2 separate regions of the Homo sapiens genome follow, and region 2 is linked to region 1. The links are chromatin loops, found by intact Hi-C in ENCODE. Cell type or tissue: heart right ventricle. All regions are shown on one strand. Links, peaks and the distances in the headings refer to the core of each region. The heading gives the core; the rest is flanking DNA.

Region 1 (15,376 bases), core at 4,959-12,958:
GGGTGCCTGCCTTCTAAGCGCCCGCTGTCCTCCTCCGGGGTGTAGGGCACTTGAAAGGCCGGCGTTTCTTAGGTTCGGTTCGGCACCGAGTGTGTTCGGATCTCAGGCTGCGGGGGGCGGTGGAGGGGGCTGGACGGGGAGGCAGTGAAGTAGAAACCCTTCAAAGTTTGCTCGTTGCTTGCAACGTACTCGCGCCTCACATTTTTAACTCTTTAAAATGTATGTATTTTTGATTTCCGTTAATATTGTCTTTAGGGGAAGGACTTGTAGGACGCCGGTAAAAGTTGAGCCTCTTTGGGGGAGGGGCTGGTAAGGATTGCACCGTCTACTGTACCCTGCTGTGGGCCACGGCGCCCTGCAGCTCACGGAGGGGGAGCCAAAGTTACAGCGAGTTTTTGTGCTCGCGAGTGAGCGTCCCAAACAGCGGAGAATGTCCCTCTCCCGCGTGGGGCCGGAAGGGCACCGTGTCAGCGAGCACAGGCGGGCTCTTTGTCTCGCTGGCGCTTCCTGTGCAGCCCGGGGAGCGCTGACACTGGGGGGTGTTCCTCGCGCTCCGCTCCCTGTGGGAGCGATTACACAACACCCCGACCCCCAGCCTGCCCTGAAAAAGAGAGAGCCGCGCCGAACTGTTATTTATTACCTCCTACTGCCCGCGAGGTGCTTCCCCCACTGTCTTGTATTTCCAACTGTCTCTGGTAGCAGTCAGAGAAAAATCTATTTCTTAAGCCCTCGGACATCCTCTACGTGCGATTTGAAAAAGTGGCAATGGCCCTGGGTCTGCCGCCGAGGGCATCTCCGGGGGAGTTCGGCCTGGCAGGAAGAGTGTTTTCTGTTGTAACCACACACACATCCGGGACTCTTCTCTTTCTCATTCAGCAGGAGCAGTTTCCATTTTTTCTCCAATAATACACGGGACATTTCTCTTGAAAAAGAAAACAGTTACAAAAACTTGGGAGGGTGATTCACTTGTATTTTTTTAATCTAAAAACTTCAGGCCTGTTTCCTAATCAGTTGAAAACTCACCCTTTCAAGAGTATTTTTCCCCTTCAAGGAAAAAAAACAACAACAACCCTCATTCACGTTGTTTTTTAAAACTCTATGGATGAGGATCTCATATTTAACGTTTTTTAAAAAGAGTATTTGTTTTTCTTTACTCCTACTAGTTCCTGCTATGAGAATTTTCGTGAATTTCTTTCTTTGCATCTGATGTGTTAAGTAACATCTTGCTTCTGAACTCACTTAAAAAAGGCAGCCGACTTTAGAAAGCCGTAAGCAGCCATTGCTGGGCTTGTTTCCCGTGACATTCACACATTGTAGTCAGGGTTTTGTTTTTCTTGTTTTTTTTTTTTTTAACCATCCCCGCTTCCCCCAACAAGAAAGAAAAACTTCTGAGGCAATTTCTGTTGTATTGTCTTTGCCAACAAGTAATACGATATTTTAAAAACAAAACATAATGGCCTAAGAGAGAAATATAAGATTGTTAGGAAATTGATACCAGATTAGTTTTTCCTGTCTCCGATTGGTGAGGACCAACTTACGGACAGCGAGCCCAGGTCGAGTTGTTGTGTAGCATGCAACACCCAGGAAACTAGAGTGCTCTGCTCTGCTCTTCTCTCTCGGTATTTGGGAGGAAGAAACTTTGATTTTGAAGATTGAGTAGCTATATGGGATAATGGGCTGAAGTCTGTTTGGTTTAAACATCTGCTCCTATTTTCCTTATTATGAGAGTTAACATTATTTTAACACCAGAATAAATACAGAGGAAATGAAGGAAAGCACAGCAAAATTTGAGTGGTGTTTATAGTGAATTGTTGATGTCCTAGTGGTTTTCTCAGTGTAAACACTGCACACATCTGGTCTGAACTCCAGAGGGTGTTTTGAAGATGGGCATAAATCACACACGGGATTTTTTTGTAGGAAAAGTTGGAAAGGTTATGGTTCTTTAAAATCCAACACTTGGACTTGGAGAATATTCGTTTTAAACATATCAGCTCCCCAGCATTCCAGGGAAGTTGTTTGGAAAATGGAATGTACTGTTGGTAGGCAACATTTGATTTCATTTAGGGCACAGTCAAGTTTCATGCCCCTTAAGAATAAGGGACAAATTAATTTTATGACATTTTAGTTTTAAAAATTAAGATGCGGATGGTTAATTATTCTTACCAGCTAAATTATACCATATTCCTTAGTTGTATGAGACATAGCTCTACTCTAAAATAAACCATGTGTCTGGTCTTTTTTTTTTTTTTTTTTTTGGTGATGAAGTCTCGCTCTTGTCCCCCAGGCTGGAGTGCAATGGCGCGATCTTGGCTCACTGCAACCTCTGCCTCCCGGGTTCAAGCCATTCTCCTGCCACAGCCTCCTGAGTAGCTGGGATTACAGGTGCCTGCCACCATGCCCGGCCCATTTTTGTATTTTTAATAGAGATGGGTTTCACCATGTTGGGCAGGCTGGTTTCAAACTCCTGACCTCAGGTGATCCACCCACCTCAGCCTCCCAAAGTGCTGGGATTACAGGCATGAGCCACCGCACTCAGCCTGTACTGTCTTTCTTAAACCTCTCTTGTGACTTAATACGCAAATCGATCTTTTTAGCCGTTTACCTTGTAGCATACAAGGTCTTCCTTCCTGACTGACTCCATATTGCTTAGATGTGGACTCCCTCCTTGGTAACTGCTTCCTGGCTCCTGCCCTCCACCATAGTTGTCTGCAAGAATAACTGAAAAGAATAAAGGGAAAAAGTTAACCACAATTAGCAGGTTTGGGGTGGGAGAAGGAGACGTTAGGGAGAGGGCCGGAAGAATCGAAGTCTGGCTGACTTCTGGAAGCTAACTAATTCCCTTCACTAATGATGAGCGGATTAGTAGAACTGGGCTTGTGCTATGTGTTCAGAACCTCATGGCTTATTACTACCGTACTCAGCAATTAACCACTGCGTCCATCACCCCACTGAATGCTCAGATGATACCCACTTGAAGCCCAGTTTTGCCTCTGTCTCCATGCAAAGGTCATAGGCCAACCCCAGCCCTCATTTTTTCCCTCCTCTGAACACCTGAGAATACCTTACTAGACTGGCGAAAGCCTCGTGAAGGCAGAGCATTCTGTCTTGGTGACCGCTGCATCCCTGAATCCTAGCACAGGGTCTGAGTGGGCTTTCAGGAAGTGGTTTAGAATGAAGGCTGACTCAAAAAAAAATCAGTGCAAGCTCTCAATGGCAGCTGTAGTTGCTCCTGTATAATTTAATACTTGATTATATACTGCCTTGTATTCTCTATCTAATTATTGCAGAGCTATCCAGGGCCTCAGACATCATCTAATACCTTTGCCTTGTTTTCACCAAGGAAAGTGAGGCTCAGAGAGGGAAACTCTGTTTTTCAGAGAGTTGATTTAGTTTATTTAGAAAGTTTGTGGCAGGATTGAATTGAGTTTTGACTCTTCTATGAATCTTCTATGCCGTGCTGCCTCTCCAGAATTATTTCATGTCTTTTTTTTTTCTTTTGAGACGGAGTCTTGCTCTGTCGCCCAGACTAGAGTGCAGTGGCGCCATCTCCACTCACTGCAACCTCTGCCTCCCGGGTTCAAGTGATTTTCCTGCCTCAGCCTCACTAGTAGCTGGGATTACAGTAGGTGCCCTGCACCATGACCAGCTAATTTTTGTATTTTTGGTAGAGGTAGGGTTTCACCATGTTGGCCAGGCTGGTCTCAAACTCCTGATCTCAGGTAATCCGCCCGCCTTGGCCTTCCAAAGTGCTGGGATTACAGGTGTGAGCCACCGCGCCGGGCTTATTTCATGTCTTATCTCCTCATTAGCTCCGTGATGTTAGGGTCATGCCCCGTCCTGGGTGCCCTCACGGCCTAGCACGGGGATAACACCCTGGATTACAGCACACAGTGGAGCCTCTCCCACTTCTCCTTGCTCTGAAGCCAGTTGCTGGTCCAAATTCCGAGGCTGTTGTGATGTTGGGGAAAGGGTAGGTGAGACACCTCTGAGTGACCGGCCTCGCTGGAAGGTGCTCTTCGTGCTGCTCTGGCACTGGGCTTGCTTTCCTTTTGTCTGCCTGTGCAGAGGAGGAGGCCTGCGTGGATGCCAGCTCCAGAGCCAGTCCCCAGGGAGCAGGGACAGGGACAGGTTAGACCACGGGCTTTCCTCAAGATCGCTGTCGCTGCACTGACATCATCCCTGGGGCTGAGACCTGGGTCTGAGCCCTGGCTGGCTGGGGCTTTACACTGCTGGTAGCGATACTTTAATTATGGGTTAAGAGCCATTAGTGTGTAATTTGGTGGAAGAATTCTCTCCTTTTAATTTAATAGCGTGATTTATATTGGGAGAAAGTAGGAATACATTGCATAGTGTGATCCTCTCAAAGCTTAAGAGCGAATTATTCCGACTTCAAGCTTTAGAACGGTTCATTGTTTTAGGCACAGTTATCCCTTGTTTCATCACGGGCAACTTTTAAATTAATTTTCTGGAATGGAAGGGAAGACGCACACTGGAGAGTTGCTGAGTTCAGTGAGACCCTGTGATCTTTTGTTTTCCACCAGTCTAACCACCAGCGGTTGAGTGGAGTCCTGGCTTCATTGTTCTTTGTCTAATGAGCTCAGAACCTTCAGGAAACTTAGGAGGCTTGGGTAGGTGAAAAGGCCACAGCGCAGGGCCATTTCGTACCCTCTCCTGGTCCCCAGCCCTGCATATCAAGTGACGAGCTCTTGATCTGGGATGTATTCCGAGGTAGAACATCTGTAACTGTTTTGCTGTGGAAAGTCATTTTACTTTAGCTTTTTACTTGCAGGAAAGGATAGGGAGTGGGGGCCAGTGGGGGTTAGGGAGGAAGGGGGAGACAGAGAGAGAGAGAAAGAAACTAGGAGGAGCTTGGTTAGTAAAACATGCCCAGGTGAGCCCAGGAGCTCTGCGAGAGAGCTGGCCTGGCTGGTGTCTTTCTCCTAATTACAGTTTGTGAAGGAAGGTGTGATTATACCCTTCCTTCCAGCTCCCACCCTTGTTTCTCAGCCCGCTTCTCGAAAGATTATTGTACTTGGCTGTTTATCTCTTGGAGCCTACACTTGGCTCCTTCTGGAGGCCAGGTTTGTCTTCCTCCCTCCTTCCTCCGTTCCCTATTGTCTGCGTGGCCTTGTATTCCTAGGGTGCCTGGATGTGTTGCTGTGAAGATTTTTTAAAACATGCGGTAAAGATAGAAAGCAATCCTCCTTGGCACGTGAGGAGATTCCAAACTTCTCAATATAGCTTAGTTCTCCCTGACTGTGAGGATGTTGCAGAAAACTGGATTTTTTCAGGAAGAAATTAGATCCAGATTTAGCACTTACGCATGTACACAAATATATAAAAACAGTCGGACCAGGGAATGTTTCTGGCGATCTTTGTCATCTCAAAGTATCTGACGTTTATTCAGTGGCGGTTTCTATTTAGTGGTATTTATTATTGCACATTGAAGCTCATGGCAACTGTTTTTTAAGACTTGCTCTGCATTGTATTCCAAAACAGTTTTCTCTCCGTCTTTTATTTTTTAATGAACTCATGTGTCATTTCCCACCCCCCAACTCCACAACAAAATCCTAACCGTGGTTGCTTATTTTTAAAAGCAGGACCTGAAAATGATTTTGCTTTCTTCATTTGCTCTCCTTTCCTTTCTGAATGTTACATGTTCTGTAAGTTCGAAGGAATTATTTTTGTCACTTTGCTTTGCTGTCTTGCCTTTTCTGCATTGTTGTTTAATTCTGTTGATTGTTTTAATTTCAAGGTATTATGTATAGAATGTTTTAATCCTATCAATGTGAATCATGACTAGTTGAAAGAATGTTTATTTACTCTAAATGAAATAGAGAATCTATTCTTAAAAGTCCTCTTTAATGTGTTGCTATGCATAGGATCGTTCCAAACTCTTAATATTTCACTCTTTTGTTTGCAAAGAAGTCTGTAAACATGACAAACTGAAATATATCTAGTAAGTGATTAGAGAAAACTTAGTACTAGTACCATTTTGTTATCCATTCTGTTATTAAACATTTATGGAATGCCTATACTCTACTAAGAAATGTATTAGGGATCGATCTCTCAACATGTTTTATAATGAAATATACATACAGAAAAGTGTATAAAAATGTGTATTTTATGGTTAGAGAAATGAACAACCCGGTGACTATGGCCAGGTCAAGAAATAGTAAATCGCCCCTTCCAGGTATTATCTTTTGATCAGATCCCTCCCAGCCCCAAGAGTTCACCACAGTTGTAACTTGCTTTTCTTTATACCTTTACTACCATGTGTCTAATTCTAAACAAATTCTAGCTTTTTTTTTTTTTTTACCCTGTATAGGGAGATGCCTGTATGCCTTCTTTTGTATCTTTTTTGTGAGATCTTTTAAAGTAGTGCACACATCCTGAGAGGTTGTTTTCTCCATGTGAAGCCAGCGTCTCTTTGAGTGTGAGAACTCTTGGCTGTGGGATATACAGACATTATATACAGATAATATATGTCCCAGCTTCCCTTCTCATTCATCTGTAGCTCCACTGTTTATTAAACAGAGTTGGTGATACTTTGGGAAGAACTTTTTTTTCAGTTAGTATTTTGTTCACATTCTTCATCACCTGTTGAAGCCCTCCCACCATCCTTGGTGTAATGGAAAACTAGGAGAAAATTCTGCACAGTTTTGGAGAATGCAACATGGGGGACACTTCCGGAGATACATAGCTTACTTAGGGCCTGAACAGCGACTTTCCTGCTGCATTAATAAACAATTTGCTTAAAGGCTGAGATGTGTTACAAGTCAACTTTGTTGCTGTGCCAGGTTTCTTTGGATCTTAATCCAGGGACTTTTGGATACATAGAAAAAGCTTAAATTGCTCCAGTATCCAAACAATACCCTATATTGTATAGAGATGGCTGTTAGAGAGCAGCACGTTTCTAAAACAATACTCTGCATTATGCACCATCTAAAATTGTGAATGAAAAAGAATTACTCATGTATTGCTCTTGATTTTTATTTTATATCTGTTTTGCATGAAAATAGTTTCCTGTTAATTCTTCTTGGCTAATGATTTGATTTTAATAGAGTGAATTCCAGACTCTAATGGTTTGATGCAGATGTACTCTGCCAAGCAATTTAGCAAAGATGTTTACACTACCCATAATCCAGCTGGGAGACTCTACACTTCTTCCCTGATAACAGTTAAGGGAGTGATGAGTGCAAGTTTCTGGACATTTTCCCCTTAGAAAATAAATGCATCTTCCATTATATGGCAGTACTATTAACGCGACAAGAGATTAATTTAAAATTCTATTTTAATGTCAGCAGTTTTTTTCTTTACCCATGTTCTTCCATTCTTAACTACGCAAGTCCTTTTAAACTATTGTTTTTCTGATGAGCCACTGATAAACTATTGGCTGACCCCAGAAAGAACCTTTGTTTTATTTTCCTGCTGAAAAGTTATGACCTCTTCTCTAATGCTTAAAATCACCCACGAGAATGATCTGGTTCGCTGTTTAAGGAATATGTAATAGCAGCTGTGCCAGGCTTTAAGTTCTACCGACTAGAAAGTAAAGGGAATGGAAAATAGCTGTCATTCTCAGTATAAACCTTATGTGCAGTTTTCTAGCACAGCTCTGCTGAATTCAAAATTCGGAGCAGTTAACACCAGTTTCTGGAGACCAGGCTGGGAGGCTTTTTTCTATTAGAGGCTTCATACCAATAAAAGAGGGCTGATACTGGTAGGGAACAAGGTAAAGTTCCAGAACTCACAGTGGACATCAAGCATTGCGCTCTTGGTGTTTGATACAGTGCATACAGTATTTGGTTCTATATTTTGTCCAATAAAGAGAGAGTGAGTGGGAGAGGACCTTCTTGTGGAGCTGGAAGAATCTGCTCTATATCTTAGAGAAAATAAAAGAACCACATGTTGCTTCCCTGCCTGCAAGCTCTTCTGAATTCATCACCATTCATGTTCCTTCCTTCAGGGGAAATGAAGGCAGATTGTTCTGTTGGTGCTCACAGATCTCTTTCTGTTCTGATACCCTCCTCTTCCTCTCCTGCTTCTTTCCCTTCATCATGTGCTCCTATACAAGTCTCTCCCAACTTTAAAACAAAAACAAACCCTTCCCTAAATCTTGTGTTTGTTCCAGCCATTAGACTGTATCGTCCTTGCCATCCACGTTATTGGAAGAAGGCCAGCTCACCTCTACTCCCTTTCTGCCCTTTCCCTCTTAATCTGCTGTCCTCTGATTTCTGCTCCCACAACTCTGTTGAATTTGTTCCAGACACGGTCACTAAATGATATCCTAGTGGCAAGTTCAGTCTTTTTTAGTCTTTACCTTAGTCTCTTTATGCCATGCAATACTGACTTTTTACAAATTCTTAAAATTCTTGCCTCCCTTTGCTCAAATACTGAGTCCTGGCCAGGGGCGGTTGCTCACGCCTGTAATCCCAGCACTTTGGGAGACTGAGGCAGGCAGATTGCTTGAGCTCAGGAGTTTGAGACCTGCCTGGCCAATGTGGTGAAACGCCGCCTCTACTAAAAATATAAAAATTAGCCAGGCATGCTGGTGCGCGATCCCAGATACTCGGGAGGGTGAGGCAGGAGAATCACTTGAACCTGGGAGGCGGCGGTTGCAGTGAGCCAATATCATCCCACCGCACTCTGGCCTGGGCAACAGAGTGAGACTCGGTCTCAAAAGAAAAAAAAAAAACCTGAGTCCTCATTCCTTCAGAAATAAGGTGCTGGTGCACATATGGTGAGCAACACCAGTGAAGAGGGGCTTGATGGAGCTCCTCGGGGTGAGTAGGCGGGCATAAAAGGGTGACGCAGGCTGATGAGCACTAAAAACAAACTTTTGTCACAGTTTGAGAATGGACTGGAAGGGAATAAGAGATGAAATAGTAATAGGAGAGGATGTGAACCTGGTGCACTGGCTTAGGCAAGAGATAGGGGTAAGGCAAATTCTGACGGTGGCCACAGAGGAAAGCAGTGGATAGACGTATGAGATCCTTAGGGGAGGAGCCTGGCAGGGATTGGTGATGGATTGAACAGCGGATGAGGGAGAGGACGTAGGAGACACTAAGGGTGCCTCCCAGGTTTCCAGCTCCTACAAGCGGATGGGTGGTGCTGCCATCTGCAGAGACAGGAAACACAGGAAGAGGACTAGGTTCTGGGGTGAGCTCATAGGCTTAGCTTCGGCTGCGTTGAGTTTAAAGGCTCTGAGATTTCGAAGAAGAGATAAATAATAGAAAGTTGGGTATATGGTTCTAGAGCTCAGGAGAGGCTGCTGCTGGAGATACTTGGATAGAGAATACTTGAAGCTTTGAGTGAGCGTGGTCACCTGGGGCAAAGGGTGGAATAGGTTGAAGAGGTCCTGGGAACTCCTCTCTTACGAGGTCTCCATTAATTTTCCTGTTAATTGCTAAAATAATCTCTAAACTGCTCCCTGCCTCTAATCTCATCTTCTTCTAGGTTTACATCTGTAATATTACCAGAATATCATTCCGGCTTACCTCTTCAGCCTTACTTTCCATGTTCGCTCACACCCTGCAGTCCACATAACGTGAAACTGCTTCCTGTGAGTAAGCCCTTTTGCCTCTATCTGAAATCTCCCTGTTCCTTTCTCGTGGCTCCTATTAGTCCCTCAAGGGCAAGGGCTTCTTCTGGAAAGTGACCCTCCTCTCCTCTGCCTTCTTTTCTTCATCTTTTTTTTGTTTTTTTGAGACGGTGTCTTGCTCTGTCGCCAGGCTGGAGTGCAGTGGTGCGATCTCGGCTCACTGCAACCTCCGCCTTCCAGGTTCAAGCGATTCTTCTGCCTCAGCCTCCTGAGTAGCTGGGACTACAGGTGCGTGCCACCACACCCAGCTAATTTTTTTGTATTTTTAGTAGAGACGGGGTTTCACAGTGTTGGCCAGGATGGTCTTGATCTCTTGACCTCGTGATCTTGCCCGCCTTGGCCTCCCAAAGTGCTGGGATTACAGGTGTGAGCCACCGCTCCTGGCCCTCCTCTGCCTTCTTGGAGGGATTAGGTGTTTGTATTTTCATGGCATGCTGTGCATACTTCTGCCATGGAATTTATCTCGCTGTGTTACCTCCCTCCTCTGTCTGGCTTACTCTAATTTCTGGGAGGGCTAGGATTTTGTCTTGCAGCTACTCGTTCTTCACACCAGGCAAGTGTTGTCTCCTTATGAATGACTCCAGTGTCTTTTGACTAAAGATAAGCATTGAAATTGCCTGACTAGCCCAAGGATACTCAGCGAGTTGGTGATACAAGTGAGTTTCTTAATTCTTAGAATACTGTTCTTAGAGGCAGGAAAGATAGCTGGGAAAAGGAGGAATATTAATAAGAGGGGAAGAGAGAGAAGAAAAACTCTTTAGGACTTAGCTTCTGTAGGAAAACATTTGAAGTTGGCTGCTTGATTACAGATAGCTGCCCTTGTTCGTCTTGCTTTCTAGTTACTTGACTTTGGACAGTCTGCTAAACGAACTGATCACTGATGGGAAAATATTTAATACCCATTATGTGCCAGGAACTGTTTTATGTGCTGGGGATATGGCTGCTAGCAAAACAGACAGCAAGATCCCTGACTTTATGGAGTGTATGTTCTAGCAGGGGAGACAGATGAGCAACAGGGAAATAAAGAAGATAATTACAGGTTATGAAGAGTCTTATGCCAGGTTGATGTCTGTTAGCTGATTTACTGTTCAGAGTGACTATATCCAAACATGAAAAGGAACTGCTTTTATTTTCAAACTTCAGAATATGAATTTGAGAGGATGATTTATTTTCCCCATGGTCTTCTGAAGGATTTTAAAGTACATTAAGGAAACTTGCAGAAAATTTCTTTGGAATCTTAGGAGTGTGGGATTTTTTTCCTTGATCTGTTAACTATGGCCAGAGTCAGACTGCCTCACTCCATTGTATCTGTCACTATACTGGGAACTAGCATTTATTGAAGCATTATTAGCCTTTTTTAAAAAGAAAGATGAAATGGTTCGTCTTGGGTCTTAATAGGAATGAAATATATGTAGAACTTTTAAATTCAGTGAATTTTATTTTATTTTTTTTTTATTTTTGAGACAGAGTGTTGCTCTGTCACCCAGGCTGGAGTGCAGTGGCACGATCTCAGCTCATTGCAACCTCTGCCTCCTGGGTTCAAGCCATTCTCCCGCCTCAGCCTCCCAAGTAGCTGGGACTACAGGTGCGTGCCATTACACACGGCTAATTTTTGTATTTTTAGTAAGGCAGGGTTTTACTGTGTTGTCTGGGCTGGAATTGAACTCCTGACCTCAGGCGATCTGCCTGCCCAAAGTGCTGGGATGACAGGTGTGAGCCACTGCGCACGGCCAAGTTCAGTGAATTTTAAAAGGCTTAAGAAATTGATGGATTAGTTGTATGTTCTGAAAATACTGTGGTCAGACCTAACGCTGCCTTGAATAGGACAGACACTACAGCACTCCGAGGGGGATTTCTGATGATGAGCTCTGACCTCATGATAGTGGAGTACTTCGTGAGGGCTAGATAAAATGCAAACCTGGGGCTTAATTGGGATAATGGACTGGGATTTTCCACTTGTTCTGTTTTCTTTCTTCCTTTATTTTTATTGAGGCATAATTAATTATGATGAACTCCTAAGGGTATAGCTTTGTAAATTTTTCCCCCCATGTTTTGTCAAACATAAAATTAGATCAAGTTAGAATTTTAAGTGTTTCTCATACATACAAGAGGAGAGTTCATGGACTGGGAGACCTCAAACCCAAAAATGTCACAGTCTTACTTTATAGCAGTTACGGTGCAGTTTAGAGCATAAAGGAGGAATGACCTGACCTTTTTCATGAATGGCTGTCATGTATAGATCCTTAAGGCAGACAGCTGTTTAAGCTGATTTGTTGTTAGTTGATGGGTTTGATCCTTATCAAACCTTATTTTTGTCCTTATCTGCTGATAAGGACAAAAAACTCAGATTTGTGTTTCTTTTATATTTAGGTTTAGTGTTTGGGGAAATCAGGATGACTTAAGTTTTGGTTATGAGTGGTTGGCCTTGGGCTGTCTAAACTTTGGCCTCCATTATTCTGTATTTATTGTTAATAGTCTTTTTGATTGGGGCTGACTACCCAGATCAAGAGGGAGAGCATTCTCATCGCCCCTGAGCCTCCTCGAGCTTCCTTACCAGTCAGTACGCACATCCCCCAAAGAGAACCACTGTTTTGGCTTCTGCAGTTATATATTAGGTTGGCCTGGTCTTGAACGTCGTATAAAGTAATTTGGATCCAGCTTCTTGTGCCTAACGTAGTGTTTCTGAGATTCATGCATGCTCCTGGAGTAGTTTGTTCTTTGGCATTGTCGTCTTATGCGTATACCACAATTTGCTCATCTCTTCTAAACTTGATGGATGATGTTTTAAGTTTCCGGTTTTCAACTATAATGAATGAACTTGCTCAGAATTGTTTATTCTGTGGCCAAGTATATATATAACATAAAACGTATTATTTTAACCATTTTAAGAGGTACACTTTGTTGTACAGTGTTCGAACATTTTTATGCAAGCTTTTTGTGGACATATGTGGTCATTTCTTTTGGGTAAATACTTAGTAGAATTGCCGGATTATTGGGTACGTTTAACTTTTTAAGCAACTGCACAACTGTTTTCCAAAGTGGTTATAGCATCTTACTCTTCTACCAGCAGTGTATAAGCATTTCAGGAACTCTACATCTTTATTTATTTTTTTATTTTTTATTTTTGAGACGGAGTTTCACTCTTGTTGTCCAGGCTGGAGTGTAGTGGCGTGATCTTGGCTCACTGCAACCTCCGCCTCCTGGGTTCAAGTGATTCTCCTCTCTCACCCTCCCCAGTAGCTGGGATTACAGGCGCCCGCCACCACGCCCATCTAATTTTTTGTGTGTTTAGTAGAGCCAGGGTCACACCATGTTGGACAGGCTGGTTTCGAAGTCCTGACCTCAGGTGATCCACCTGCCTCGGCCTCCCAAAGTGCTGGGGTTACAGGTGTGAGCCACCACGCCCGGCCAGGAACTCTAAATCTTTACCAATAATTGATATTGCCAACTTGTAAAATTTCAGTTCTGGTGGGGATTTATGGACAATATTAAGGTGTTGCTCATTGTTAACTTGTAATTCATTACTTATTGGAATGCCTATTATGACACTGTTGATTGGTACTATGTGAAAAAAAGATATATTCCGTACTTTTGGCAAGTTTATTGTCTAAATTAGAGGCTGGAGTATGTATATTTCTTGCCTAATTTCATGGCAGAGGTAGTGATTTTGGTATTGTCAGGGGAGGGGTTGTTTTTCCAAATGGGTAAATCTAAGCCATGGAAACCAGCAGGCAGCCAGATAGAGGGATGTGAAAAAACACCAACGTGGCACAGAAGACTCTTTTTTGAGAACACTTTCCTTTAGCTTAGTATAGCTTTGCTTTATTTCTTATTTGGTAGTGATTCATCCAACCACTGGCCTGTTAAAATAAAGCTCAAGGATTAAGCTCTCGTAACTCCAATTTGATTTATCTTCTGGTTTGCCAACTATTCCCTCTTTAGATTCTTTGAGTTTTTTCTCCCATTTGGAATGCCCTTTCTACTCCTTTCCAGCTACGTGGATTCTTTTTTTTTTTTTTTTTTTTTGAGACCCGTCTCGCTCTGTAGCCCAGGCTGGAGTGCAGCGATCTCATCTCACTGCAACCTCCGCCTCTGCCTCCCGGGTTCAAGTGATTCTCCTACCTCAGCCTCCCGAGTAGGTGGGATTACAGGCGCTTGCCACCACAACTGGCTAATTTTATGTGTTTTTAGTTTCACTGTGTTGGCCAGGCTGGTCTTGAACTCCTGACCTCAGGTGATCCACCTGCCTCTGCCTCCCAAAGTGCTGGGATTACAGGTGTGAGCCCCCAGTTCCAGCCCCAGCTATGTGGATTCTATGTATCTTTCAAGGTGTGGCCCAACCTCGTTTTATGAAATTTTACCTGGAAGATCTTATAGGCAGGAATTGGACCTTAACCTTTTTTTTTTTTCAATCTACATGTTTTGGGAAGAATATTTCTTCTTATTGTCTGCTTTTATTTTTGAATACCAAAGAAATATAGAGAATTGTAGAATCTTTTAAAAACACAGGCATGTATAAAGAATAGGAAAAGATTGGCTACACCCCAGAAACAACCATATTGCACTATTGATTTCAGTCTTTTCTCCTGAGTGTATATAATTTAACACAACCAAAATCATAGTGTGTTTAAAATTTTATATTCTGAATTTTATTTCATTCAGTATTGTGAAAATTGGCTTTGGTTTTGAAATTCTACAAAAAATCATTAATGTCTACTTATTTTTCCTATAGCTATGGCATCATTTATGCAAACACCTCTCTGTAGTTGGTCATTAAGGATATTTCCTATATTTGAAAGGTCTTAATAGATTATGGAAGTGCCTATTTTACTGCATGCTAATCAGCATGCTTTCCCCAAAATCTTTGGCAATTGTTTGGTCCAAAGTAGTATCTCATATTTAAATTTAAAGTTATTAGCAGTGAGATTGATTTTTTTGTTTTTGTTTTTGTTTGAGACAGAGTCTCGCTCTGTCACTCAGGCTGGAGTGAAGTGGTGCGATCTCTGCTCACTGCAAGCTCTGCCTCCCGTGTTCACACCATTCTTCTGCCTCAGCCTCCAGAATAGCTGGGATTACAGGCGCCCGCCACCACGCCCGGCTAAATGTTTGTATTTTTAGTAGAGACGGGGTTTCACCGTGTTAGCTAGGATGGTCTCAATCTCCTGACCTCGTGATCCGCCCGCCTTGGCCTCCCAAAGTGCTGGGATTACAGGCGTGAGCCACCGCGCCCGGCCGAGATTGATTAATTTTTAAATGCTTATTAATTTTTCATATTTGGGAAAACATTTAAACTTTTTTTGATAAATTTTATTTTTTAGTCAACACATTGTATCTATTTTTAGGGTACAATTCGATGTTTCTTTTCTTTTTTTTTTTTGTTTTTTGAGACGGAGTTTCACTCTTGTTGCCCAGGCTGGCTTGCAATGGCACGATCTCGGTTTACCGCAACCTCTGCCTCCCGGGTTCAAGCCATTCTCCTGCTTCAGCCTCCCAAGTAGCTGGAATCACAGGCATGCACCACCATGCTTGGCTAATTTTGTATTTTTAGTAGAGATGGGGTTTCTCCATGTTGGTCAGGCTGGTCTCGAATTCCCGAACTCAGGTGATCTGCCCACCTTGGCCTCCCAAAGTGCTGGGATTATAGGCATGAGCCACCATGCTGGGCCAATTTGATGTTTTAATACATATTTATGTTGTATAATGATCCAGTCAGTGTAGTTCTTGTATTCATTACCTTATCATTTATTTGTTGTGAGGGCCTTCAGAAGCCTCTCA
Region 2 (15,376 bases), core at 4,601-12,600, 52 kb after region 1:
TTAAATGGCAGGTCTTGCTCTCTCTCCATTTTGCTGTTTCTATGGGTTAAAACACACACACACACACACACACACACACACACACACACACACACACACTCTTCATTTTGAAATTTCTTCACAGATTGTCTCCAAAACATAATTAGAGGGCTTAATGTTGCAGTAATGTTCTGGGTCTGGCAGTAGCTAGAAACTGTGCCAGACAAGGGATCTGAGTTCTGGATCCGAGCCTTCCAGCCCCAGCAGAGGCAACACATACTGCAGAATAGAAGGAAGCAACTGTTGCTACTGCCCTCTCCTCCAACTTCTTATACTACCTCTTGCCTTTCTTCTTGAAGAGACCTAAGAATAATGCAGCTAATGAATCTACATAGAAACAAGCTCCAGAAACTGGGTCAAGGCCAAGTAGAAAGGACAAACCAACTCCTATTACGTCAGGTCAATGTAGAAGCACATCTGAGAACTGAAATCTTGCTGCATCCCTAAATTTCCATGTCATTGAACCCAACTAGGGATGGTTATGAGTTTTCTAGCTTGTTAGGAGTCATTTCCTCAGCTGCATCTGACAACTGGAGTGACACCCCTCGCCACTGCTCAGACTGTCTCAAAACACTCTTCTCTCAAGATGCTCTAAGGGAAACGGAAGTGTTCCCTGGTCAAAGTTCGGTGGTCCCAAACTCAGTCTCCCAGGTCTGCTCCTGCATGTTAGCACCTTTCAGGCTTTGAGAAGTCTTATGCGCAGAAACACTGTTTAGCCGAGTTTCTCAAATGGAATTGGCCATTGAATCTGTTATGGACTGAGTGGTGTCCCCTCAAAATTCTCGTGTGGAAGCCTCAACCCCCGATGTGATGCTCTTTAGAGATGAAGCCTTTGGGAGGTGATGAGGGTTTCATGAGGTCATGAGGGCAGGCTCTGGTCTGTTAGGATTAGTGCCCTTATAAGAAGAAACAGCGATCTTGCTTGCTTTCTCCCCACCACATAAGGACACAGCAAGAAGGCGGCTGTCTCTAGGCCGGGAAAAGCGCCCTCACCAGTCACCAACCATGCTGGCGTCCGAATCTCAGACTGCCAGCCTTCAGGACTGTGAGAAAACAAACGTCTGTTTAAGTCACGAAGTCCACAGTATTTTGTTATGGCAGCTCAAGCTAAGACAGAATCCTTCATCCCCTTTTCATAAGACCTATTTTTAATATTCCTTGGAGCATACTTGCCCCATAAATATTGCCTAACAAAAGGAGCATTTTATTTGGTTCCAAAATTCTCTTATCACAAACCTTCAGACTTGCAAGGCTCTGGTGCTGTAAAGTTTAAGTATGAACATGAAATGGTGTTTAATTCCGTGACTTGGGGCTGCTGGGTGCCATCTTTAATGCTTGGGGCTTTCAGAGAAATTCACTGAGGCCAGAGAAATTGAGGAAACTTGAGGTTCTGTCCTCCTTTGACCCTGTGCCTGCTTATCTTCCATCCCTACCTCTCCCCGCCTCCATAGCTATTTCTAGAGAGATCACCTGTTCTTTTATATCCACTCCCTAGTCCAGTGCTGTTATCCATACCAACAATTCTGTTGAATCCTCTCCCTGCATTCAGGAGTGACCTACTGGTTGCCAGGTTCAGGAAAGAGTGCAGTCCCTTGTCTTATTTGATTTCCTCTTCCCTGAAGGGCTCTCCTCCCCTGCTTCCTGTGGCCCTTTTCTGGCTTTCTGTGGTCCCCTCCCACCTCTGTGGCCACTCCTCAGGATCTTCCAGAGACTCGTTGTTATTGGTATTCTCCAGGGCTCTGGCATTCTGCCTGCACAGACCCTTATAACCAAGTCACACATGAACCCGTGGCTGGACTTGCCACAATAGGTTGAGTCCCACATCTTTACCTCTAGCCTAGACCAAGCCTTCACACCCCATAGATCCACCCTCTCACTGGGTGTTGTATGTGTGCCCTAAATTCAGCACCGCCTCACTGGAATTGCCATCAGCTGCTCCATTGTTCTTCCAGCACTTCACCAAGTCTACTCCTTGCCTTCTGTCCCCCTATTCATGACTGATACAACTCTCTTTCCATTTGTCTGGGACGTTGCCTCCTCCTTCCTCCTGTCATTGCCTGTGGATCAGCCTGCTAACTTCCCAGTAGGCCCTGGCTGGGGCTGTAGTTTAGCCCCCTGTTTGCACGGCAGTGCCCTCCTGGCTGGTCTTACTGGTGCTCGAGTGTCAGAAGGTGGTTTCTGAAGTATTCATCTCTGCTTGGAATCCTTCCACGGCTCCCAGTCCACCACAGGGTGACACTGCCAAGGCCCATCTCCATGGGCGTCTGCCTGTAGGACCCCCTGGGCTGCAGCCCAACTGGGGGCCTGCACACTCACTTCATCCTCCAGTGTGGTTCTGAAAGCCACCTCCTCTGGCAAGTGGCACTTCCTCCTGCTTCAAGGTGAATACTACTTTGTGTAAAACGATGACACTCTGCTACAGTTGGGTGTCCAGCTGTCTGTCCCCTTCCCTGGTCTACAAGTTCCACCAGACCAGGGGCTGAATTTGCTCAGGTCTGTAGCACTATACCCTCCCAGTGCCTGACACCAACCAGGTGCTGAGTAAATGTGTGAATGAAAAAGGAGCCACGAGGAGAGCTCTGTGGAAACACTCTTCCCTTTGGGACAGATGTTAAGAATCACTTTTAAGCCCACATAAACCCTGAGTGGCACCACTTAGTATACTTCCATTTTCTCCCTTAGAGCCTTGATGTTTACTTCCACATGTGCCAGAACAGAGCGCCACCGCTCTCCTTTCCCTGCTAAGCTCTTGAAAACAGAAAACGAAAACGCACACATGCGCGAGGTTCAGTCGGTAGCACCAGCCCTGCCCGTGATGCTTCTTTCACGGCACGTGATCTCATCCCGGTGTTGACTCTCAGTAAGAAGCCCCCCAGGTTTCTTGTGTGGATGAAATGATTTTTTTCACTCCTCTGTATTTCTTGCTTATGCATCTGGCTCCAGTCCAAGTGTGAACATAAAGTGAGGTATATGAAAGTGAGGAATTCAGTGCATTTGGGTTGAGTCTCACAGGGCAGAGAGATGACCAGACATTTCTTTTGGGTGGAAATTGACCCAAAGTGCAGATTTGCTCATACTCTGCTAGAAAAGCAAACACATCTCGGCCCAAGTATGTACCAGTTCTGGTATTTTTCAAATTTTTCCAAAAAGTCCTCAAAGCCAAAGTGTTTTTCGGCTGTTTTCTAGTAGATTGTTGTTGCGTTTATTTTATTTTTGTGTGACAGATTTGTGCTTGTATCACTAATAGCTGTCATCCTCTGTGTGTTGGTTTTGAATGACACCACATCATTTTGTCTTAGGCCGTTGGCTTTTGAGCAAGTTACGTCCAGTGATAGAAACACAGACACTCCATGTCACCTAGAAGCTGACTGTCTACCATGGCTACGCTTGGTAGGGGAGGCATTGCTGAAAGGCGCCTGAGCCATGCAGCTCCTTCATCGGCAGGGATTCCTCTAGAACCTCATTGGAGGACTTTGCTGAGTTTATCACTGGATTGTGGCTCTGGCCCCCTTTGGACTGTGAAATAAGACACAGTTCCTTTAGGATGACCATCAAGGACTTTGTGATCTGCTCCCAAACTCCCTCTCCCAGTATTATTACTCAGAAGATGGCCTCCTTGGCCTTGCCTTGAAAGTCTCTTTGGCCACTAGCCATGGTTTAATTTCAAAATAATTTATTTAAATCCCTGCTATTATTTCTCGACTTTCGGCAAGCTACACAGAGTTTGTTGTCTGTGTGAGAAGCAGGTCTCGTGCAATTCAGGGCAAGCAGTTTGGATTCTCCAACTTCCCTTGTGACTTTCATTTTGAGGCTAATATTTGAAACTAACATATTTGTTGCCAGTGGCATCTTTTCATGCATGTCAGGCCTCTCTCCATCACGCAGGCTCCTCCTGGTATCCCTGTGCCAACTCTTGGGGAAGATTATTTGAGGGCTCCCGACAAAGCGATTGTCATATACAGCCGTCCCTGGATATCCTTGGGAGATTGGTTCCAAGACCCTCGAGGATACAGAAATCTAAGGATGCTCAAGTCCCTCGTGTAAAATGGCATAATATTTGCAGATAACCTATGGAAATCCTCTCGTATACTTAAGTCACCTCTAGCTTACTTATACCTAATACAATGTAAATGCTGTGGAAATGGTTGTTATACTGTATTGTTTAGGGAATTATTATTCCTAAGCAAGAAAAAAGTCTGTACCATCAGAGGCCTGACTCCATTTTCCATCCATGATCGGTTGAATCTGTGGATGCAGAACTTGAGGATATGGAGGGCAGTGTATACCATATTACCTGTGCTTTAAATCACATCATTCTACATATTCCAGCCAAATTTGGTGATAATCTCCTCTTTCTATCCTTCCTGCACCGTTTCCTCACCATAGATACTTTTTATTTTGGAGAAAGTTCAGACCTACAGAAATGCTGAAGGACTAGCACAGTGAACACTCACATACCCTTCCCTGCATTCATCGGTTGTTAACATTTGCCCGTATTTGCTTTATCTTTCTTTCATATGTGTGCAGACAATGATATGATCTCACATCATCTTTTCATATTCAGTAATGCCCTTTATACTTTAAGATTTTTTAAAAAATTCTTTTACATTCTTTTTAATTCAAGATTCAGTAATGAATCACACTACACTTAGTCATTGTATTTTCTAGCAATCTTTAATCTAGGAGTTGTCCCACTTTGCAGGGGGAAGGGTTGGGGGCTTTCATGGGAAGAGGGGACCCAGAGACTGCTCTGGAGTGTCAGCTCCTCAGGGCCTCTCTTTGAAACACCCAGGGACCAACGGCAGGGGGTCGCCTGTCCATCAGCACTGGGAGGGGTGACGTTGTATATGATAAAGGAGGGATTTAGGATATGTGTGGTTCCTCTGTGGTGGGAAGTGTGCATTCAGAAAGAGGACAAGGGAAGCAAGAGAGCTGTTGGAGGAGGCAGAAGATTTGGAATGCAAGATGGCGAGATACATGGAATAAATTAAACACCTCATGCCTGCTCTAAGATAAATCACCTTTTCATAATATTTGATTTCCTGCCCCAAAGGCTCATCTCTGTCTAGCCAACAATTCCAGCAGTTTTACTTTTTTAAAAAATCCAGTATCTTATTCATGGCAGAGGTGGAACATTCCCCTGTCCCTTTTTCTCCTTAAACCTACAAATCTGAAACAAGACCATAATAGATTTCTCTCTTGGGAGATCCCTCAATTTTTTACTTATAAATAATTCATTCAAGGCTCCATTGAAGTCTCTCTCCCTCTCTCTCTCTCTTTTTTTTTTTTTTAAGATGGAATCTCAATCTGCCACCCAGGCTGGAGTGCAGTGGCGCAATCTCGGTGCACTGCAACCTCTGCCTCCTAGGTTCAAGCAGTTCTGCCTCAGCCTCCTAAGTAGCTGGGACTACAGGCATGCGCCACCACATGAGGCTAATTTTTGTATTTTTAATAGAGACTGGGTTTCACCATGTTGGCCAGGGTGGTGTCGAACTCCTGACCTCAAGTGATCTGCCCGCCTCGGCCTCCCAAAGTGCTAGGATAACAGGCATGAGCCACTGTGTCCAGCCCAGTGAAGTCTCTTGACTGTGAAAACTGGTAGCATTTAAGTGTGTGTTGGGGCATGTTCTAGTTTTTAGCAGCATATTTGATGTATAATAAAAAGTGTTCTTGGGATTTTGACTTGATGTTAATAACTCCTTAATGGAGCAGTGATTGGAGGATGATATGTACATAGGACCTAGGAAGGTCACCAAGTTGTGACACTTGGAGCCGGTGGTGGTGGTGGTGGTGGTGGTGGATCCCTGGGTGCTGGGAGAGGGCAGAAGGCAGGCTCTGGTGAGATGCTGCACATGGACCCACCATGGGCGCCTTCCGCCTCCTGAAGCCCAGATCCCTGGGGCCACCTCATTTTTTTTTTTTTTCTCTTTTCAAGGATTGGTTGGTCAGCATTTTTTCATTTCCAAGAAATATCACAGTATCTTTCCAGTAAGTTGCCCCTTTTTCCTTAAACTAGGTTTGTTTTATGTTGCTTGTAACCAAAAGAACTTTTTAACAAATACAGATATTTGGGTTGTTTACATTGTTTTACTGTCATTTGCAGAACTTCGAATATCTCCATCCTTCCTCCCATCTCATATATTCCCACTTTTATAGAAGTGGAATTTCTGGGTCAGAGGTCTTCCATGTCTGTTTTCGCTGGTGTGTTCTGCCAGCTTCACTCTATATGGTTTACTGATCTGTTCCCACCAGCAGCTGTATGCATCTGTCTCTCTCTCGGCATCTTCCCACAGGTGACTGCTACCATTTATTCATTTATATAATATTTGCAAGTTTCTCGGGGAGAAACATTGTTATTGTGTGTTTTTTTGTTTGTTTGTTTGTTTTCTGCTACTAGAGAACTTGAATGATGTTTTCATATCCTTATTGGCCGTTTGCATTTCTTCTTCTGTGACCATGATGTTGTTTATACCTTGTCTTTTTTGTAAATTAGAGTATTCATCTTCTTTCTCTTGATATGTTACGACTCTTCATATTAAGGATGCTCTGTCAAATGCGTTGGGGAAAATAAGTAATGTTATTTGCTTTTCAGCATTATTTACTGTATTTTTGAAATATAGATTTTTAAAATTTGGATGTGGCCAAATCATTAAATCTTTTATTTAATGGAAAAGCCTCGTAAAATGTTCTGGAAGGGACTGAAATGTATTGTGTAACACCTGGCCTGGGTGTGTCTTGATGGTAGAATGATTGTATGTGTTTAATACACATGTCTGCCGTGGAGCGGAGGGAAGCTTATTGTTTGTGTGTCATCACTTCGTCAGTCCATCCCCCCAAACCTCTCCTGAGGGCCTCCTGGGTTGGGTGCGTTGGGGAGATATGAGTATGCTTGGGGGAGTCAGCCCTGGGTAGAGAGGAACTTAACTAGGCCAGAGAAGGTTTCTGCCATGGTGATGGGCAGGAATGTGCCCATCCTTGGCGGAGCTGAGGGGGCTATGGCCACTGTCTCCCAGAGGCAGGCCTGGAATGGGAGCATCGTCATCGTGACGAGAGTGGGATTGCAGCCCACTCCTTCCCGGGTTGTCTTCTTTTTTTGTCCTCTTTTTCTCACCTGGTCCCCTCCAGGATATTTTTCACTGTCACATTGAGCTTTTAGAGTATTTGATAGTCTCTTGTTGAGTACCATTAGTAAGCTCTGAAATCAGAAAAGTTTAAATTCTGCTTTTATTTAACCATTTTACCAGATGTTTCCTGTGGCTTGACAGATGTACCATTTACTAGAAAGTTACACTCCTGAGATTTGGAATGTTATGGACACTGTTGCTATAGACAGTGATTCTGTCAGGGCAGGATTTGGAAGACAATTTTCACATCATTTTGGGGTTGAAGATGTGTTTTTCACCAGAACAGAAATGCTATTTTCATAATCTGCTTTTATCTTGTCTTTTATAATTAGAACCTCTGGTTTATAAAATACTATATCTGGTTGATCAGAGTTTACTCTGATAAATACCGTGGTGCTTCAATTGGTGTTACTTTCTGAAAGCAGCTGGGCTTGGGTATATCAGGGTCTTGTTTGCAAAACTGACCTGGGTGTAAAAGAACTCAGGTAGTGGGCAGGTGGAAATTTAAATTGGGCTGAAAATCTTCTGCTTCACTTCTCCGGGCTACTTGATGCTGGCGTATGGCTAAGACATCTGCAGACTTAGCAACTTCTTGCACCCACCTGTAAGTTCACCAAGACAAACCTAGGATGGCTGTGGCACCTTTGCTTCTCCAGTGCCTGGAGTCACCATCTGTGGCAGCCTGAGTCCTAAGAGAAAAGCCTCTCACCTAGGGTTCTGCTGGTGGAAGGGAGGCAGAAGGAAGTTGCTTCCTACAGTGCAGGAGTGAGACTGTAGTTGCGGCTGCAGCAGAGAATAGGGGATTTCTGGCATTCCTTCTCTGAGGGGCCGGCTGCAGCCCTGCTGTGGAGTTGCATGCATCGTGCCTTCGGAGCGTCTCCACTTCTGCAGCAACCTTCCTCTCCTGTGTTTTCTTTAGCCTTATTTTGAAGTTTTATAAAAGCCTTATGTTATGGAAGATGGAGAAACAAAGAAAGAGGAAATCGCGTGCTGTAATTCTGACAGCAAATCTATTTTCTCACCAAATGGAACTGTAATGATGCGTGTAGCGTTTTGGCAAGGCACCCTCTATAAATAAACCCTCCCAGGAGTTCCTGACCTACCCCAGGACCCATAGGAAACTTTTATTGCAGTGCAGGGGGCAAGCAGGCCCCTTACCTCGCAACCCTCCTTTCAGGGAGGACTTTTATTCTGACAAGCGCCCGCCCATCCAGTTTTGTGCCTGAGACTGCTTGCCAAGTTTGTGAGGCCCAAGGCTTTCTTGTGGGAGGACGCTGGGCTGTCTTCATGCTCTTTGGCAATGATTAAAGTGAGGTTAGTACCAAGAACCCTTTCATTTTATTCCCTTATCCTTGCTTTTTCAAACCAGATGGCAACCCTGTATTTTCAGCTGTAATTAATTTAAACTGCGAGACAGCAAGTGCTGGGAGAGGTAGAGTAGTCTTTGCTTAGAAGGGACAGCAGTGATTTTCCTTCTCGTCCCTCCCTTCTCCCCAAACGCCACCTTGTCCCAATCAGATTTGTGCCATGCACAGTTTCTCCTAAGCGGGGACTGGAATGGGAGAGAGGGCTGCTGAGAGCAGCTGCAGCATGGCTGCCTGCAGTAGCTGGAAGGGTTAAGGCACACTAGTGATTGTTTCCTTCATGGATTGGAAGTAACCAAGTTTCAGGTGATGGCTGTCATGTGACCGCCTCTAGACAATGGTGCATAGTTTGGCTGCTGATTCGGGGAGTACAAGGTGCTTTTTCTTCCCACTCAGTCCAGCTGCCAAGATCGCCTCCAAAAGGGGGTATGTTTTAGGTTTAACATTTATTCTTAAAGAAAATTACAAGGGAAATAAAAGCACTTGGCTGCAGTTGGAGTCTGGAGGGTTTGACCTCAGCTATTTGACCACTTCTCTCCATGGAAATTGTACTTGAGTCCCTGCTAAGTTGCCTTAGAGTGCAGGACCAATTAGAGATTGAGAGATCTTTCACATTTAATAGAAAATGAATGCTTTTGTTTCATCTCTCAGTAACTTGTACGGTCATTCCACAGAGCAGCCTCTCCTCCCACCCTTTTGTCCCCTCCTTGTTCCGAATGAAGCTGGGTTGAAAATGGAGAGTGGAGTAAGTGACTGCTTGAGGGCCGGGTGTCTAGGTATGCTCACCTGCCTGCACAGATGAGGACCCTCCGGGTTTTAGTTTCATCATTCGAGAAATGCACTTTCTGGCCATTAAAGAGAAGTTGCATGGCTGGGCACGGTGGCTCACGTCTGTAATCTCAGAACTTCAGGAGGCCGAGGCAGGCAGATCACCTGAGGTCAGGAGTTTGAGGCCAGCCTGATCAACATGGTGAAACCCCGTCTCTACTAAAAATATAAAAATTAGCTAGGCGTGGTGGTGCATGCCTGTAATCCTAACTACTTGGGAGGCTGAGGCAGGAGAATCACTTGAACCCAGGAGGCAGAGGTTGCAGTGAGCTGAGATCGTGCCACTGCATGCCAGCCAGGGCGACAGAGAAAGAGTTATCTTTTTTTTTAAAAAAAAAAAAAAAGGAGTTGCAGATTGAAGAGGATCTGTTAACATAATGTATATGCAAAGCACTTTGTAACACTGTACACCAATGTTATACAAATGGTCAATATGTATTGCTGTTAACATTAGCCATCCTCCGATGACTTGAAACAATTTTTAAAGGTTCACAGTGAGAAATGAGAACCACAAATATGTAGCTTATAAGTCTCCGAAATGCTCACTGTTGATTACAACATCATTGACTCCAGTGGGCCCCTTGTGTGCCCAAGTTTGCTGGATTTAGTGAGCTGGGTGGTGAATATTCTTTGTTGATTTAACTTTTATGTCCAGTGTTTACATTATTGATGAACATTCATTTCTCTCATGAACCACTTGGGCTGTTTTCACAAAGGCTTACAATTTCAGTTATTGTTGTGGACAAGATCCATCCTTTTGGAAACCTTTAATTTTTCTCTAGTAGAGAGGGCCAAACGTTAAATGAAAAATGCATCCTATACTTCCCACCTCCTTTACTACCAATGATGTGTTGAACATTAAACAGAATTATCATATGATGCAGCAATTCTGCTTATAGGTATACACACGAAATAACTGAAAGCAGAGACTTGAACGGATACTTGCACACCCATGTTCATAGCAGCATTATTCACAATAGCCAAAAGTTGGAAACAACCCAAGTGCTCATCACCGGATGAATGGAAAAACCAAATGTGGTCTGTACACACAATGGAATATTACTCAGCCTTAAAAAGGAAGGAGATTCGGACCCATGCTACCACACAGATGCACCTTGTGTAAGCCAGTCATGGAAAGACAAATGTTGTATGATTCCACTGACATGAGGTTCCTAGAGTAGTGAAAGTCCTAGAAGGTAGAATGGTAGTTCCAGCGGCTGCAAGAAGGAGGAAATGGGAGGTTGGTGTTTAATGAGTGCAGAGTTTGGGAAGAGGAAAAAGTTCTGGAGACGGATGGTGCGGTTGGCGGCACAACATACCAGTGTACTTATTGTCACTGAAAAGTGGTGAATTTTATGTATGTAGTACTTTACCATAGTAAAAAAAATATGAAAAACTGTGATGACCAACTTCAGGTCAACTGAATAAACATTAATGAGTCCATTGTGTGTGAATCCTTTATATTCCATACTCATCTGGGGTGACTGAGGCTGTGAAGGAGAGTCAGGCAGCTTGGAGGGCAGACCGAGCTCCAGGAATACAGTATTTGGTGCCTAATAATCGACAGATGTGATGCGTGATGACCACCGGGGGTGGTAATTTTAATTTAATTCAAAGAGTAGTGAAGAGTCACCATTACCATCTGGTTTGGAAGCCCTCGTACAAAGGAAAGGTGCATGAAACTTGGGGTGCATGAAACTTGGGGGGGAGGGTGCTTCTGAATTCTCTGGAGGCATTATTTGAATCATCAACTCACGAGTTTGGGGGAAGAGATGCCACTTCAGTGTTGAATGGAATGATTGAACTCCCCCCACGTTCTTTTCAGTCTTCCACACTGCACACTCCACAGACGAACACTTCTGGGTGAAATATGATTTTATAGCCAGGGGGTTGCATCTAGATGTGAGTGATGTTACAGTGAAGCTCCAGAGATAGCTTAGTTCTGAAGTTTTTGCAGAATTTGAAAATGAGACTATTTTAAAAGAAATGCAGTTTTATAACTCAGATCAATGAAATAGGCTCTCAGTACTGTTTTTTTCCCGTGGGAACTCTGCTTTATTTGTCATTAGGGTGTCCATTGTCAGTAAAGCAGTAGCCTTGCTAAGTACCTGGAGGTCCTCAAAATAATTTTTTCTTTAAGTAATGTAAATCTTGTTTCTGTAAAGCAGTCTGGTTTTTTTTTTTTTTTTTAGAAAGTTAGCTTGGCCAACCCTTTCCCCCTAGTTTTGGAAAGATGGAGCGTAGCCCTGACTACCTGGATGCTCAGAGGCAGTTCATGTTGAGAATTAACACACTACATGATTGGCTCTCAGGAGGAAGGTCCTTACGGTCTATTAGTACTTTAAAGAATATACAGTAGAGGCCAGGTGCAGTGGCTCACGCCTGTAATCCCAGCACTTTGGGAGGCTGAGGCGGGCGGATCATGAGGTCAGGAAATTGAGACCATCCTGGCTAACACGATGAAACCCCGTCTCTACTAAAAATACAAAAATTAGCCGGGCGTGGTGGCGGGCGCTTGTAGTCCCAGCTACTTGGGAGGCTGAGGCAGGAGAATGGCGTGAACCTGGGAGGTGGAGCTTGCGATGAGCAGAGATCACGCCACTGCACTCCAGCCTGGGTGACAGAGCGAGACTCCATCTCAAAAAAAAAAAAAAAAAAAGAAAATATACAGTAGATGCCTCAAAATCTCTTACTAGATGAGCATTTAATCACTTCGTATACTCAATACTCAAATTTTCAATGGGTGTATAATAATTTAGCTCAATAGTTTTGGGGTTTATTTATTTATTATTATTACTTTTTTTTTTTTTGCAGAGTTTCTGAGTTCAGTCAGGGTAGATCGGTAACTTTAAGAGGAAAATCAGGTTTGATATTTTTATTTAGTGCTGAATAAATTTATTGAACCAGAGGTCTTCCTGTAGTACGGAGAAGTCCACAAAATAATTTCGAACTGGTTCCTACCAACCTTAGGGCTGGACCATGGGAAGGCGGCTGGCATTCAGGCAGTTGTGACCATGCTCCGGTGTGTGGGGAGGAGGAGACTGCCACACACCACGTGACGCAGAAAGGAAGTCTGATTATTTGTCTCTCATATGCCTGCACGCACTCATTCATGTCTGGTCTTTAGCCAGTATGGGGTCACAAAGCTGAAATAATGGGAAGAAAAGGATTGGAGACTTTTATGTGACCACACTGTGCAACATGGGTGTGGAAGTGCCTACTGGCATCTTGGGTTGTTTTGATGAAAGGATAGTACTGGTGACTGCAGGTCTTGGAATAATCCTGATGCTTTAGGTTAGTTTTTATTAGACTGTCTACGCTGGTGTTTCGTTCAGAAACGTGCTACGATAAATGGAAGGGAGTGAGTCCTTGCCTGTGTGCCCTATTTCCTTAGGCTGCTTCTGGAGTGTGACCCTCTTAAATATGAATGTTCACTTGTGGCATGTGCCCTGTGGGTGACAGGTTGGATAAGGAGTCTTGTGTCAGAGTAATTTGAAGGAGAATTCTGGGCATGGCAAGGTTGACATAGAAGTCCTTTTCAGTAGTTGGACGAGGAAATAAGATTCATTGAATTTTTCCAAAGGGCAGACCTGGGACCAAAGAATTGTATTTGAAGGCAGAGTTCATTCATTAGGAGGGAGAACCTTTAGGAAGGAGGTAGGCAGCTGTCTGGATAGTGTTTAAGCAGCAGCTGTGTGGTGCTCCTTGAGGGAGGCTGGGATTCCACATCTCTCTCCTGTTAAAACCATTTTAGTGTGAAGTGTTCTCCTGAGTTGGACAAAGCATCCAATCTTTCCAGTGTACAGTTTTTTTGGGGGGTGGGGTCTTGCTCTGTTGTTCAGACTGGAGTGCAGTGGCATGATCTCGGCTCACTGCAGCCTCTGCCTCCCACGTTCCAGCGATTCTCTTGCCTCAGCCTCCCGAGTAGCTGGGACTACAGGCATGCACCACCACACTTGGCTAATTTTTGTATTTTTTGTAAAGACGGGGTTTCACCATGCCAGGCTGGTCTTGAACTCCTGGCCTCAAGTGATCTGCCCGCCTCAGCCTCCCAAAGTTGAGATTACAGGCGTGAGCCACCACACCTGGCCACTAAACAGTTTTATAATATTTTCCAGCAATTTGCTGCATAATATGGAGTAAAAACTAAGAGTGAGCCTTCAAAAGAATTTGAAATTTTGAAAGATGACAGTGCCAGTCGCAAGAACGAGAGAGGGAATGGCAGAAGGTCTCCTCAGACCACTCGTTTCTAGGGGGTTGGCGCTGGCCAGGGCTGTTCTCCTTGGGTTTCCCCAGGAGCCCCAGGGCCATGGATGGCCCAGCCCTGGGTCACCCAGCTTCATGAGCTCCTCTGTCTGACTCTAACCTGTTGCTGCTGGTTTCTCCTGAGAATTTGTTTAGTTTTCGGTTGGCTCATTCATAAAATAGTTGTGTGCCAGGCCCTGTTCTAGACAGTGACTTGCAGACACTTCTGAGCAGCCTACCGAGCAGACACTGTTCCCGTTTCCCTCCAGGGGTGTCTAGAGGGAATGTGTCTTCTCTCCTAGTCTTGAGTTGGTGGATGGGCTCTCTCTCCACCCTCTGCCTTCCTGAGGCGGGCATCGGAGGCAGTGGGTCCTGCCCTCCACTTTTCCAGCACAGGAAAGGCCTTTCCAGCGGAGCTCAGAGTCAGATTGAGGGTGTGGGGTGGAGTGAAGCAGCAGGGAGAACAGGACGTCTGGGTTGACTAGCACTGGATGGTCTTAGTGGTCAAATGCCTTTTCTTCACCCCTCCCTCTAGTCCTCGCCTCAGCTGTCTCAAGTAGTCCCCGGAGGATGGCAAGGCAGGATGCCGACATGCTGATGCCTCTGCTGCTGTGCAGAGATCGCCGTGTCTCCCAGGGTTTTGTCCACCTCAGACACTGCAGCTCAGTGAGGAAGGAAAGATAGAGTGTTTTTCATCCCTTCTGTGATACAAGGACTCTATTTAATGTCAAAAATATGATAGTGGTTGTATTTTTAACATATTCCTTGAGAGATTACATAATGACAAAAACAACTACAAATTAGCAGTAGGAATTTTAAATTCTTTTCAATTTTATTAATCTCAGCAACATCTCCATTCATTTGAAAACTCTAATGTGGGACACATCTGTTTTGCCTGTAAACAGTGCTTAGCATGCACATGGATTCCTGCCCCATCTGAATTAAGTTCTGGGGGTCATGGCCGCAGGTGGGCATCCACTGCTGGCTGTGCTCTCACAACTACTTCCCTGGCAACAGTTGCTAACGTGGGGGCAGGTGAGATGCTTTACCGGTCATGTTCTCAGCCATGACCTGTTTCTCAAACATCAGTTTTTCTTAAAAAACTAAAGCTAATAATGGAAAACACATGTAGACAGTTCTGGTTAAAGAAAACTGGTACCTTATTTACATAGAGTTGAGCTATTCAGAAACGTGACCTGAGGATCTGGGCAACCTGGACGGGCTCCGCGCTGCTGGCCAGCATTTCCGTGAGTCCCGCCTCTCTAGAGGCAACGGGTCTGGAAAGCCTGCACACATTGCCAAGCAAAGAGGGTCTCTGAATGCTGGAATTGGATATGGGAAAGTTGCAGGGGTTGGCCCCAGACTCACTCAGAACCTGTTTGCTCTGACTTTACGCCTCATTCTAGCCAAACCAGCCACCTGGCTTTTTGGGCCACCATAGGGAGAATGGAAAGATGGAGACTTCCAGCAGCAGCGTTTCCGACAGGTCTCTAACTAAAATCACTTAGAGTTTCTCTCCTAAGGCTGGTGTCTGGGATCTTTCTTTAAGCGGCTGCCGCTGGGTAAGTGCACACTGTGGTTCCGGATCCGCCAGGTTTCCCAAGTGTCTTCCGTCCCTTGCACAGATCTGAGGACCGATTGTGCCCAAGGAAAGGAGGGACCCACTTTGCCCTCGGAGCTCCTTCCAGTCTCAAGGAGAGAGAGGGGCAGACTCACACACGATGCACATTCCAGCTGAGCTGCTGGAGGGAGTCAAAAGAAACTCGAAGGCTGGAG

The links. A loop is a pair of places that touch in the nucleus more often than their neighbours do. Peaks named below come from ENCODE experiments on the same cell type or tissue, not always from the same donor. Only the 100,000 strongest peaks of a DNase experiment are listed, where the experiment ranks them.
Region 2: a loop joins it to region 1, with 2.1 times the contacts of the local background. A loop is called at or near these places in 48 of 110 quality-filtered maps.

What each region holds. Positions count from the first base shown.
Region 1 is chr3:11,627,998-11,643,373 of GRCh38, reverse strand. The region is part of intron 1 of VGLL4 (vestigial like family member 4); the gene reads left to right. Among named protein-coding and RNA genes, the nearest start is that of VGLL4, 8.2 kb to the left of the region's middle. RefSeq lists enhancers at 506-875, 3,420-4,371. In heart right ventricle, for the core only: no CTCF peak of the experiment used is centred there; no DNase peak of the experiment used is centred there; H3K4me3 peaks cover 1,576 bases; H3K27ac peaks cover 6,594 bases.
Region 2 is chr3:11,575,387-11,590,762 of GRCh38, reverse strand. All of the region lies in intron 2 of VGLL4 (vestigial like family member 4), which reads left to right. It also overlaps a transcript of ATG7 not described here. Among named protein-coding and RNA genes, the nearest start is that of VGLL4, 61 kb to the left of the region's middle. RefSeq lists enhancers at 6,506-7,344, 15,179-15,376. In heart right ventricle, for the core only: no CTCF peak of the experiment used is centred there; a DNase peak (open chromatin) is centred at 8,392; H3K4me3 peaks cover 2,395 bases; H3K27ac peaks cover 4,847 bases.